Linked DNA regions of Homo sapiens: region 2 is linked to region 1. Evidence: read pairs that join two places in POLR2A ChIA-PET (ENCODE). Cell type or tissue: PC-9. All regions are shown on one strand. Each heading gives the region's core, and the rest is flanking DNA. Links, peaks and the distances in the headings are about the cores only. Region 1 has its middle 12 kb from the start of NEURL3. Region 2 overlaps STARD7 (StAR related lipid transfer domain containing 7).

Evidence for each region. Peaks named below come from ENCODE experiments on the same cell type or tissue, not always from the same donor. Only the 100,000 strongest peaks of a DNase experiment are listed, where the experiment ranks them.
Region 2: POLR2A ChIA-PET joins it to region 1 with 6 read pairs; 3 of 35 experiments call an interaction of 5 or more read pairs at or near these places.

Annotation. Positions count from the first base shown.
Region 1 is chr2:96,490,650-96,496,037 of GRCh38, reverse strand. No RefSeq gene overlaps it. Among named protein-coding and RNA genes, the nearest start is that of NEURL3, 12 kb to the left of the region's middle. RefSeq lists an enhancer at 2,403-3,062. In PC-9, for the core only: no CTCF peak of the experiment used is centred there; a DNase peak (open chromatin) is centred at 2,747; H3K4me3 peaks cover 700 bases; H3K27ac peaks cover 1,916 bases.
Region 2 is chr2:96,196,485-96,201,872 of GRCh38, reverse strand. The region is part of intron 1 of STARD7 (StAR related lipid transfer domain containing 7); the gene reads left to right. Among named protein-coding and RNA genes, the nearest start is that of STARD7-AS1, 9.2 kb to the left of the region's middle. In PC-9, for the core only: no CTCF peak of the experiment used is centred there; no DNase peak of the experiment used is centred there; H3K27ac peaks cover 560 bases.

The DNA of each region.
Region 1 (5,388 bases), core at 117-5,116:
TGATATACTCCTGGGTATCTACAAGACTGTGTACACACTCAGGAAAGACTAAGAGGACCCCAATCTCTCACTTTGGCTGACCTTGAGGCCCTGTGAAAGTAGGAAGCGAAGGGTAAGGCAGAGTTAGAAACTTCCTGAGCATTGAAGGTGTGCCCCAACCCACAAACAGAGCTCCTTGTCAAAAGGTGGAAGATTTACTAGCTCAAGGCATTTAAGGAAATCTCTGTCTGATCATTAGCTGACCACTAATCTAACTGGGCAGAGACTTCAGTTGGCTACACATTACGAGGAGTGTAGACTTTACGGAATTAGTCCAGGAAAGTGAGCAAAAAACAACAGAAAAACAACAACAACAAAAGCCCCACAGAAACAGCAGCAACAAACTGGCAACGACAACAAGCCCTGGAAGAGTGAGTGTCTGATTATCAGGGCTTCCAAATTATATTACCTAAAGAGCTCTAGTTTTTAAAGAAAAATTATGAGATCTGCAAAGAAATAAGAAAGTATTGCCTATGCACAGGAAAAAATCAGTCACTAGAAACTGTCCCTGAGACAGCCTTGATGTTAGATTTACTAGACAAAACCTTTAAATCAGCTGTTATGAATATGTTCCGTGAGCTAAAGGAAGCCATGTCTAAAAAAATTTTTTTAAGTATGTCAATCATGTCTCACCAAATACAGAATATCAATCTATCAGAAAGATAAAAAACCAACCAAATAGAAATTCTGGAGTTGGAAAGTACAATACTTGAAGAAAAATTCACTAATACCAGCGGGGTCCAATAGCAGATTTAGGCTGGCAGGAGAAAGGATCAATGAACTTGAAGACAGGTTAATAGAGATGATTATGATTTAGTCTGAGGTATAGAAGGAAAAAAAGAAGAATGAACAAGCCCCAGAGACCTATGAGACACAGTCAAATGCACCAACATACATGTAAAGGGAGTACCAGAAAGAGAACAGGAAGATAAGGGGGAAGAAAGAAATTGTATAAGTAAAGTCCAAAGAGTTTTCAAATTTTCTAGGGGAAAAAAAATCTATATATATATCTATATGTACATATTTGAGACAGAATCTCACTCTGTCACCCAAGTGGGAGTGCGGTGGTGAGAGCTCAGCTTACTGCATCCTCTGCCTCCCGGGTTCAAGCAATTCTCCTGCCTCAGCCTCCCAAGTAGCTGGGATTACAGGTGTGCACCACGAGGCCCAGCTAATTTTTGTATTTTTAGTAGAGACAGGGTTTTACCATGTTGGCCCACCTGGTCTTGAACTCCTGACCTCAGGTAATTCACCTACCTCAGCCTCCCAAAGTGTTGGAATTACAGGCGTGAGCCACCACGCCTGGCCAATTTTCTGAAAATATTAATCTATACATCCAAGAAGCTCAATGAACTCCAAGTTGGATTACTTAAAGGCTGGTCCTCACTCTAATGTGCTACTCTGCCTCCACCCTAAGAAGGATAAACTGAAAGAGATCCACACCAAGGTATATCGTAGTCAAATTGTCAAAAACCAAAGACAATGGAATCTTTAAAGCCTCAAAAAAAAAAAAACCACTTAATTGCATACAAGTTATCCTCAATAACAACTAACTTCTCATCAGAAATCATGGGGACCAGAAGACAGTGGAATGATGTAAGTACTGGAGGAAAAGGACTGTGAACCAAAAATTCTGTATCCAGCAAAACTGTCCTTCAAAAGTGAAGAAGAAATTAAGATATTCCCAGATAAACAAGAACAGAAAATTCATTACCAGTACATGTGCTCTACAAGAAATATTCCCATATTTCTTTCCCATATTTCTTTAAGACTGAAATGAAAGGAATGATCTCTAACATTTCTCTAATTTTATAGATAGGAAAACTGAGGGGCAGGTAGAAGGAATCATCTTATAAATGATGGGATAAGAATTAGATCCTTGTTATAACCACACTGATGCAATCATTTCTTCATTCATCAAATTAATTCCAAGAATATTGAAACATCTGACTCTAGAAGCCATCTTAGTATGAGCACAGACTTGCCTATGTCCTTGGGAGCAATACTGGGGAATAAATAATTATATTCAATGTGGTAAGTGTTAGAATAGCTTATACTGGCTGGGTGCGGTGGCTGACGCCTGTAATCCCAGCACTTTGGGAGGCTGAGGCAGGCAGATCACAAGGTCAGGAGTGTGAGACCAGCTTGGCCAATATGGTGAAACCCTGTCTCTACTAAAAATACAAAAATTAGCCAGGCGTGGTGGCGCACGCCTGTAGTCCCAGCTACTCAGGAAGCTGAGGCAGAAGACTCGCTTGAACCTGAGAGGCAGAGGTTGCAGTGAGCCAAGATCATGCCACTGCACTCCAGCCTGGGCGACAGAGTGAGACTCTGTCAAAAAAAAAAAAAGCCTATACTAAGAGCTTTTCAACTTCCATTTCAAGATGATAGACTGAGCACATGTAGTTGTTTCCTTTTATTCCAAGTCTCTATACATTGCTCAGAATGATTTAAACAAATATATTTCTTCCCTATAAAACAATATAGGGAAAATCTGGTGAACTAAAACCACAATAAAAGGTGGAAAACAGGTGGGATCAGATTAAATATGGAAACCGTGCCAGAGGAGAGGACTGCCGCAAAAGGTGAGAGCAGCTCTAGGAATGCTTCAAACTCAGGACTTGTGAACTGGGAACCGCAGGTGGTCCATGATCGACTGACCGTGACTGGTAGAGGCTCACAGAATAGACAGCCAGGAATGTTCACCTCAGGCCACACAGTGAGTCACAGAGGTGTCTTCCCATGGGCAGGATCAGTGAGAGGTGAACAATTGGGTGTGAGGCAAGACAAAGCCCCAGAGATTAACAGCTCCCAAGGATAGCAGGAAGCTTCCACATCTGGAAGTTTCACCATTGGCTCATGCTGCCCAGCAGCACATCCCATCCCTTCATTCCACTTTACACAGGTACACCAAGTCATAGCTGCATGTCCTGCACCTGTCTGCAAGCAGGCCACTTAGGCTAACAAGGAATTTCAGATCCAAAGGTGAACTCACAGCCAAGAAAAGCCAAATATTTGAAAAAAGTGAATATCATGATGGAAAGGACTGACAGCAAAAGGAGTTCATACCTGAAAAAATAGGGTTAATAAAGCATACAAACCTGGGCTTTAGGATAACTATAATCACATATGAAAGGATATTGCATTGAAAAATCTAGATACCTTTGGAATTAGAAGCTTGACTATTAAAATTTAAAATAACTTATTTGATAGAGTGAGTAGCAGAAAGTATGTAGCTGAAAAATGTATTAATGATCTGGAATCAACCAGAATGCATTCCAAAATTAACAAGAGATGAAATATATAAAAAGAGAATAAACAGAATAGATGAAGTTCAAATAACCATCCAATGTGAATTCCAGAAGAAAAAAATAGAGAAAATGGACAAAAGAGAAACTCAAAGAAAGATTAGAGCTGGGCATGGTGGCTCATGCCTATAATCCCAGCACTTTGGGAGGCCAAGGTGGGAGGATCGCTTGTGGCCAGGAGTTCAAGACCAGCCTGGCCAACATATAAGACTCCCATCTCTACCAGAAATAAAAATAAAAGAACAATTTCTCAGAATTGAAGAAAGACATAGCTTTTCAGATTGAAAAAGCCCCCCAGTTGCCAAACAGAATAAGTGAAGAAAAGACTTTCATTTTGACACATACTGGTGACATTTCAGAGTACCAGGGATAAACAGAAAACCCAAGAAGAAAAAAAAAACACCCCAAAACAGATCACACACAAAAGTATTAGAATCACATTATCAGTAGGCTTTTTCTCAGCAATACTTGGTACAGAATGACAATAGAACAATATCTTCAAAGTTCAGGGGGATTTTCTTTAATTGAAGCATATTTACTATAATAATATGCACATATCTTTTTTTTTTCTTTTTGAGACAAGGTCTCACTCTGTCATCCAGGCTGGAGTGCAGTGGCACAATCATGGCTCACTGCAGCCTCCGCCTCCCTGGCCTCAGGTGATCCTCCCACCTCAGCCTTCAGAGTAAGCTGGGACTACAGGCACATGCTGCCACACCTGACTAATTTTTTAATATTTAGTACAGATGAGATCTTGCAATATTGCCCAGGCTGGTCTTGAACTCCTGGGCCCAAGTGATCCACTTGTGTTGGTTTCCCAAAGTACTGAGATTATAGGCATGAGCCACTGTGCCTGGCCTATGCACAGATCTTAAGTCCCCATTTTGATGAGGAAATAATTTTGAAATCTAAAATTCTGCAGACAGCGACTCTCTCATTCAAAGGTGAGCGTAAAATGAAGAAATATTCAGATATAAAAAGACTCAAAGTTTATCATTTAACAGATACTTTATAGGCAAATTATTAGAAGAATCACTTCAGAAAAAAGAAAAAACAAGAAAAATTAGTATGATTGTAACCATTAAAAGCAAAAAAAGTTGAATCTAAGTAAATGTTAATTGTAAAAAATTAATAATAATTTGAAATGAAAACCACAGATGATATCAACATGGGTGGAATGGCAAAAATAAAAAGCATGCTAAGGTTCTTTTCTTATCAAGAAGAGGGTTTTTAAAATTTTTTTAGTTTTTTTGAGACAGAGTCTTGCTCTTGTTGCCCAGGCTGGAGTGTAACATTATGATCTTGGCTCACTGCAACCTCTGCCTCCTGGGTTCAAGCAATTCTCCTGCCTCAGCCTCCCGAGTAGCTAGGATTATAGGTGCCTGCCACCATGCCTGGCTAATTTTTGTATCTTTAGTAGACAAGGTTTCACCATGTTGGCCAGGCTGGTCTTGAACTCTTGACCTCAGGTGATTTGCCCGCCTTGGCCTCCCAAAGTGCTGGGATTACAGGTGTGAGCTACCACACCTGGCTAGGAAGAAGTTATTTTTAACAATATAAATGAGAAAAAAATAAGTTTAATTTGTATGGTAAAGAACATACAAACAAAATGTAGAACTACAAATAAAATATATAAATTCCAAATCATGTGAAAATAATAGAACTTCAATTCCTGCATCCCAACAAAAGTCAGGAAATTGGATAAAAGGATTTTTAAAAATGTATATAGTCTAGCCCTGTCATCCAGGCTGGCACAATCGTAGCTCACTGCAGCCTCAAATTCCTGGGCTCCAGCTATCCTCTTGCCTCAGCCTCCCAAGCAGCTGGTACTCCAGGCATGTGCTACCATGCCTGGCTTCTTATTTTGTTTTATTTTTTATTTTTATTTGTAGAGACTGAGTCTCAATATGTTGCCTAGGCTGGTCTCAAACTCTTAACCTCAAGTGATCCTCTGACTTCAGCCTTCTGAATAGCTGGGATTGCAGGTGCAAGCCACTGCACCTGCTGAGACAACACACTTTCTGATTTTGAATTATACTAC
Region 2 (5,388 bases), core at 167-5,166, 290 kb after region 1:
TTTTAATCTTGGATTGACACTATACCTTTGAATTTTTGGCTTTTGCAGCAATATATTAATGCAATATATATATATTTTTGAGACAGTTTCACTCTCACCCAGGCTGGAGTGCAGTGGCACGATCTCAACTCACTGCAACCTCCATCTCCTGGGTTCAACAGATTCTTGTGCCTCAGCCTGCTGAGTAGCTGGGATTACAGGCGCAGGCCACCATGCCTGGCTAATTTTTTTTTGTAGTGCTGGGATTACAGGTGTGAGCCGTTGCACCTGGCCAATTTTTTTTTTTTTTTAAGAGTCTTACTCTGTTGCCAGGCTGGAGTGCAGTGGCATGATTTTGGCTCGCTACAGTCCCGACCTCCAGGGCTCAGGTGATTCTCCCACCTCTGCCTCCTCAGTAGCTGGGACTACAGCTGCATGCCACTACGCCCAGCTATTTGTTGTGTAATTTTTTTTTTTTTTTTTTAGAGGTGGAGTTTTGCATGTTGCCCAGGCTGGTCTTGAAGTCCTGGGCTCAAGTGATCTGCTCACCTTAGCCTCCCAAAATGCTGAGGATTATAGGCGTGAACCACTGCCCCAGGCCTTAATGCAATCTTTTAATAAAAATTTGGATTACTGAGGCCTATTTTCATTTTATTATTTCTTGATTTACTAAATTTATTCATGTAATGTATGTAATGTTTACCAGGACATGTAATGTTTACCAGGACATGCTAGGAGCTGGAACTACAAATATGAAAAAGACTGATTCTGGGCTATTAAGGAATTTATAGTTTAGTAAGGAAAGCAGATATAAAGATAGATTAATTATAGTGTAATATGCCTGTGTAAAGGAATAAAAATCAGTGTGTATGGTTAACTCTGCCTAGCAGTTACCTTTGTGGTTTTTTGAAGCTTGAAGGGTGAAAAGGCATTTCAGACAGTGTAGCAGTAATTTGGGTCTTCTTCAGTCTTGAATTGCAATAGAGTGTATAAGACAGCCAGCCAGCAATTTTTGTTTCTTATCTGTAACCTTTCTTTAAATGTTGCAGGGGGTAGGGTGAGGTGGAGGGCACGGAGAAGCTGGGTATGGTAGCACACGCCTATTGTGCCAGCTACTTGGGAGGCTGAAGTGAAAGGATCTCTTAAGCCCAGGAATTTGAGGCCAGTTTCGGCGACATAGTGAGACTTTGTCTCAAAAAAGAAGAGGTTATGGGAAAAATACAAGCCAAGTTTTAAAAAATTATTATTATAAAATGTTTCAGATATATAAAAAAGGTTTAAATAATAACACGAGCGTTGCAAGTACAGCTATGTTAAGAAATAAGATATTACAAGTATACTTAGGGTTCCTCTGTACCTTTTTCCAGTTGTATTCTTATTTTTCCCCAAGATGTCACCATTATCCCAATTTGTTGTATATAATTCCCTATGTTTTTATACATATGTATATACCCCTGAATGATACATAGTGATACATAGTACAATATATGGTGGTGTTTTTCATGTTTTAAAACTTTTTGCAGCCGGTGAGTCCCGCCTGGAATCCCAGCACTTTGGGAGGCCCAGGCTAGTGGATCACTTGAGGCCAGGAGTTCAACACCAGCCTGGGCAACATGGTGCAACCCCATCTCTACTAAAAATACAGAAAACAAATTAGCTGCATGTGGTGGTGCTTGTCTGTAGTCCCAGCTACTTGGGAAGCTGAAGTGGGAGAATCACCTGAGCTTGGGGAGTTAAGGCTGTAGTGAGCTGTGATTATGCCACTGCACTCTAGCCTGGGCTCAGAACAAACAAAAAAAAACCACACAACTTTTCGCAGTCCTGAACAAAATACTAACAAACTGAACTCAGCAATATATGAAATGGATTATATGCCATGAAAAGTAGGATTTATTTAAGGAACGGCAAGGTCGGTTCTTCATACAAAAATCAATTTATTACACCATATTAATAGAAAAAAGGACAAAAACTGCGTGATCATCTGAATAAACACAAAAAGTATTTGACAAATTCCAGCCTCCTTTTGTGATTAAAAAAGAAAACACTCAGCAGACTGGGAATAGAAGGAAATTTCTTGCAGCTGATAAAAGGCATCTACAAAAAACATAGCTAACAGTGTAGTTAATGGCAAAAGACTTAGTGCTTTTCTCCTAAGATCAGGAACAAGATGAGGATTCTGCTCTCACCATTTCTGTTCAACATTGTACTGGAGGTCATAACCAATGAAATCAGGCAACATAAGGAAATGAAAGTCATTTAGATTGGAAAGAAGAAATAAAACTATCTCTATTTGCAGCTGACATGATCTTATATTTAGAAAATAGTAAGGAATCTACAGAAAGCAATTAGAGCTGATAAATGAGTTCATCAAGTTTGCAGGATACAAGATCAATACACGGAAGTCATGTTTATGTACACTAACAATGAATCTGAAAATAAAATTAACAATTTCATTTACAGTAGCATAAAAGGAATAAATACATACGAATAAATTAACAAGTGTACAACTAAAACTGTAACACTAAAAACAACAAAACATCATTGGAAGAAATTTAAAAAGACATAAGTGAAAGACATCCCGTGTTCATGGATTAGATTAGAACACTTAATATTGCTAAGATGGCAATACCACTTAAAGTGATCTACAAATTCAGTGTAGTCTTTATCAAAATCCTAGGCAGTTCTGCAGAAATTGGCAAGCCACTTCTGATAGTCATATGGAAATGAAAGGAACTCAGAATAGCAAAAACAGTCTTGAAAAAAGAGAACAAAGTTTGGAGGACTCACTGTTCCCAATTTCAAAACTTATTACAAAGCTACAGTAATGACATTGTGGTACTGGCATAAGGATAGACATCTAGATTGTTAGAATAAAATTGAGAGTCTAGAAATAAACCTTTACATTTTTGGTCAGTTTTCAACAAGGATGCCAGGATAGTTCACTGGGGAAGGAATAGGCTTTTCGACAAATGACACTGGGTCACCTGGAGAAGCAGATGCAAAAGAATGAGTTTAGACTCCTACCTCATTATCATACACAAACATTAACTTGAAATGGGGTAAAGACCTAATGTAAGCTAAAATTCTAAAACTCTTAGAAGAAAATATAGGCATAAGTTCTTATGACCTTGGATTAGGCAGTGGTTTCTTGGCTATAACACCAAAAACAAGCAATCAAAGAAAAAATAAACATCAAAATTAAAAACTTTTATGCATGAAAGGATACTATCAAGACTAGTATAAGCACATGAAAAGGTTAGGGAAATACCAGTCAAGACGCAATGAGATACCATTTCACACCCACTAAGTTGGCTGGAATAACAAAGATGGACAATAACAAGTGGGGCAATTGGAACCAAGGATGTGGAGCAGTTAGAATCCTCAAACATTGCTGATGTGAATATAAAATAGTGTAATTGTTTGGAAAACATTTTGGCAGTTGCTTAAAAAGTTAAGCATAGTTACCATGATCCATCAAATCTGCTCCTAGGAATCTACCCAAGAGAATTGAAAACATGTCTATATGAAGATTTGTACACAAATGTCCATAGCAGTATTCTTTTTTTTTTTTTTGAGACAGTTTTGTCTTTTCGCCCAGGCTGGAGTGAAGTGGTGCAATCTTGGCTCACTGCAACCTCCACCTCCTGGGTTCAAGCAATTCTCCTGTCTCAGCCTCCCAAGTAGTTGGGATTCCAGGCTCCTGCCATCACACCTGGCTAATTTTTGTATTTTTAGTAGAAATGGGGTTTTGCCATGTTGGCCAGGCTGGGTCTCGAACTCAACCTCAGAGTGATCCACCCACCTTGGCCTCCCGAAGTGCTAGGATTATAGGCATGAGTCACTACGTCCGGCCAGCAGTATTATAATAGCAGTAATATAATATAGTGCTATTATAATAGCACTATAATAAAATAGTGGAAACAAATTTTATTTGATGAATGGATAAACAAAATGCGATCTATCCATACAATGGAATATTATTCAGCTATAAAAAGGAATAAAGTACAGCATGGTTGAACTTGAAAGTATGCTAAGTGAAAGAAGCTCAACACAAAAGCTACATATCATATGATTCCATTTACTTGAAATGTCCAGAATTGGCAACTCCATAGAGACAGAAAGTAGATTAGTGGCTGCCTAGGACTGGGAGGAGGCAGGAATGGGAAGTGACTAATGATAGATAGAGGTTTCTTTTGGGGGTGATAAAAATGTTCTGGAATTAGGGGTGATGGTTGCACAACCTTGTGAATATACTAACAAGTACAGAATTGTACACTGTAAAAGAATGAATCTTATGGTATGTGAATTTATCAATTTAAAAACAAAGGGGAAAAATACATACATACTTATAATAAGACAACCCAATAAAAAACGGACAAAAGATATCAATTGACATTTTAAAACCATAAACCTTCATAGTTAACATTTGAGGGCTACTTACGTGCCAGATAACAAACACTTTATTTTATTTTATTTTTTATTTATTTTAGAGATGGAGTCTCACTCTGTTGCCCAGGCTGGAGTGCAATGGTGCGATCTTGGCTCACTGCACCCTCAGCCTCCTGGGTTCAAGTGATTCTTCTGCCTCAGCCTCCCGAGTAGCTGGGATTACAGGCGTCCACCACCATGCCCAGCTAATTTTTGTATTTTTAGTAGAGATGGAGTTTCACCATGTTTCCCAGGCCGGTCTCGAACTCCTGACCTCAGGTGATCCGCCCACCTCGGCCTCCCAAAGTCTGGGATTACAGGCGTGAGCCGTTGTGCTTGGCTTTATTTTATTTTATTTTATTTTATTTTATTTTATTTTATTTTATTTTATTTTATTTTGAGACGGAGTTTCGCTCTTGTTGCCCAGGCTAGAGTGCAATGGCACGATCTTGGCTCCCTGCAACCTCCGCCTCCCGTGTTCAAGCGATTCTCTTGCCTCAGTCTCCCGAGTAGCTGGGATTACAGGTATGTGCCACCGTGCCCAGCTAATTTTGTATTTTTAGTAGAGACAGGGTTTCTCCACGTTGGTTAGGCTGGTCTCAAACTCCTGACCTCAGGTGATCGCCTGCCTCAGCCTCCCAAAGTATTGGGATTACAGGCGTGAGCCACTGCGCCTAGCCTATTTTATTTTTTAAGAGACAGTGTAGCTGGGCACGGTGGTTTACGCCTGTAATCCCAGAACTTTGGGAGGCCGAGGCGGGCAGATCATGAGGTCAGGAGATTGAGACCGTCCTGGGTAACACGGTGAAACCCTGTCTCTGCTAAAAATACAAAAAATCAGCCGGGCATGATAGCGCGTGCCTGTAGTCCCAGCTACTGGGGAGGCTGAGGCAGGAGAAATACTTGAACCCAGGAGGCGGAAGTTGCAGTGAGCCCAGATCATGGCACTCTATTCTAGCCTGGGTGACAGAGTGAGACTCT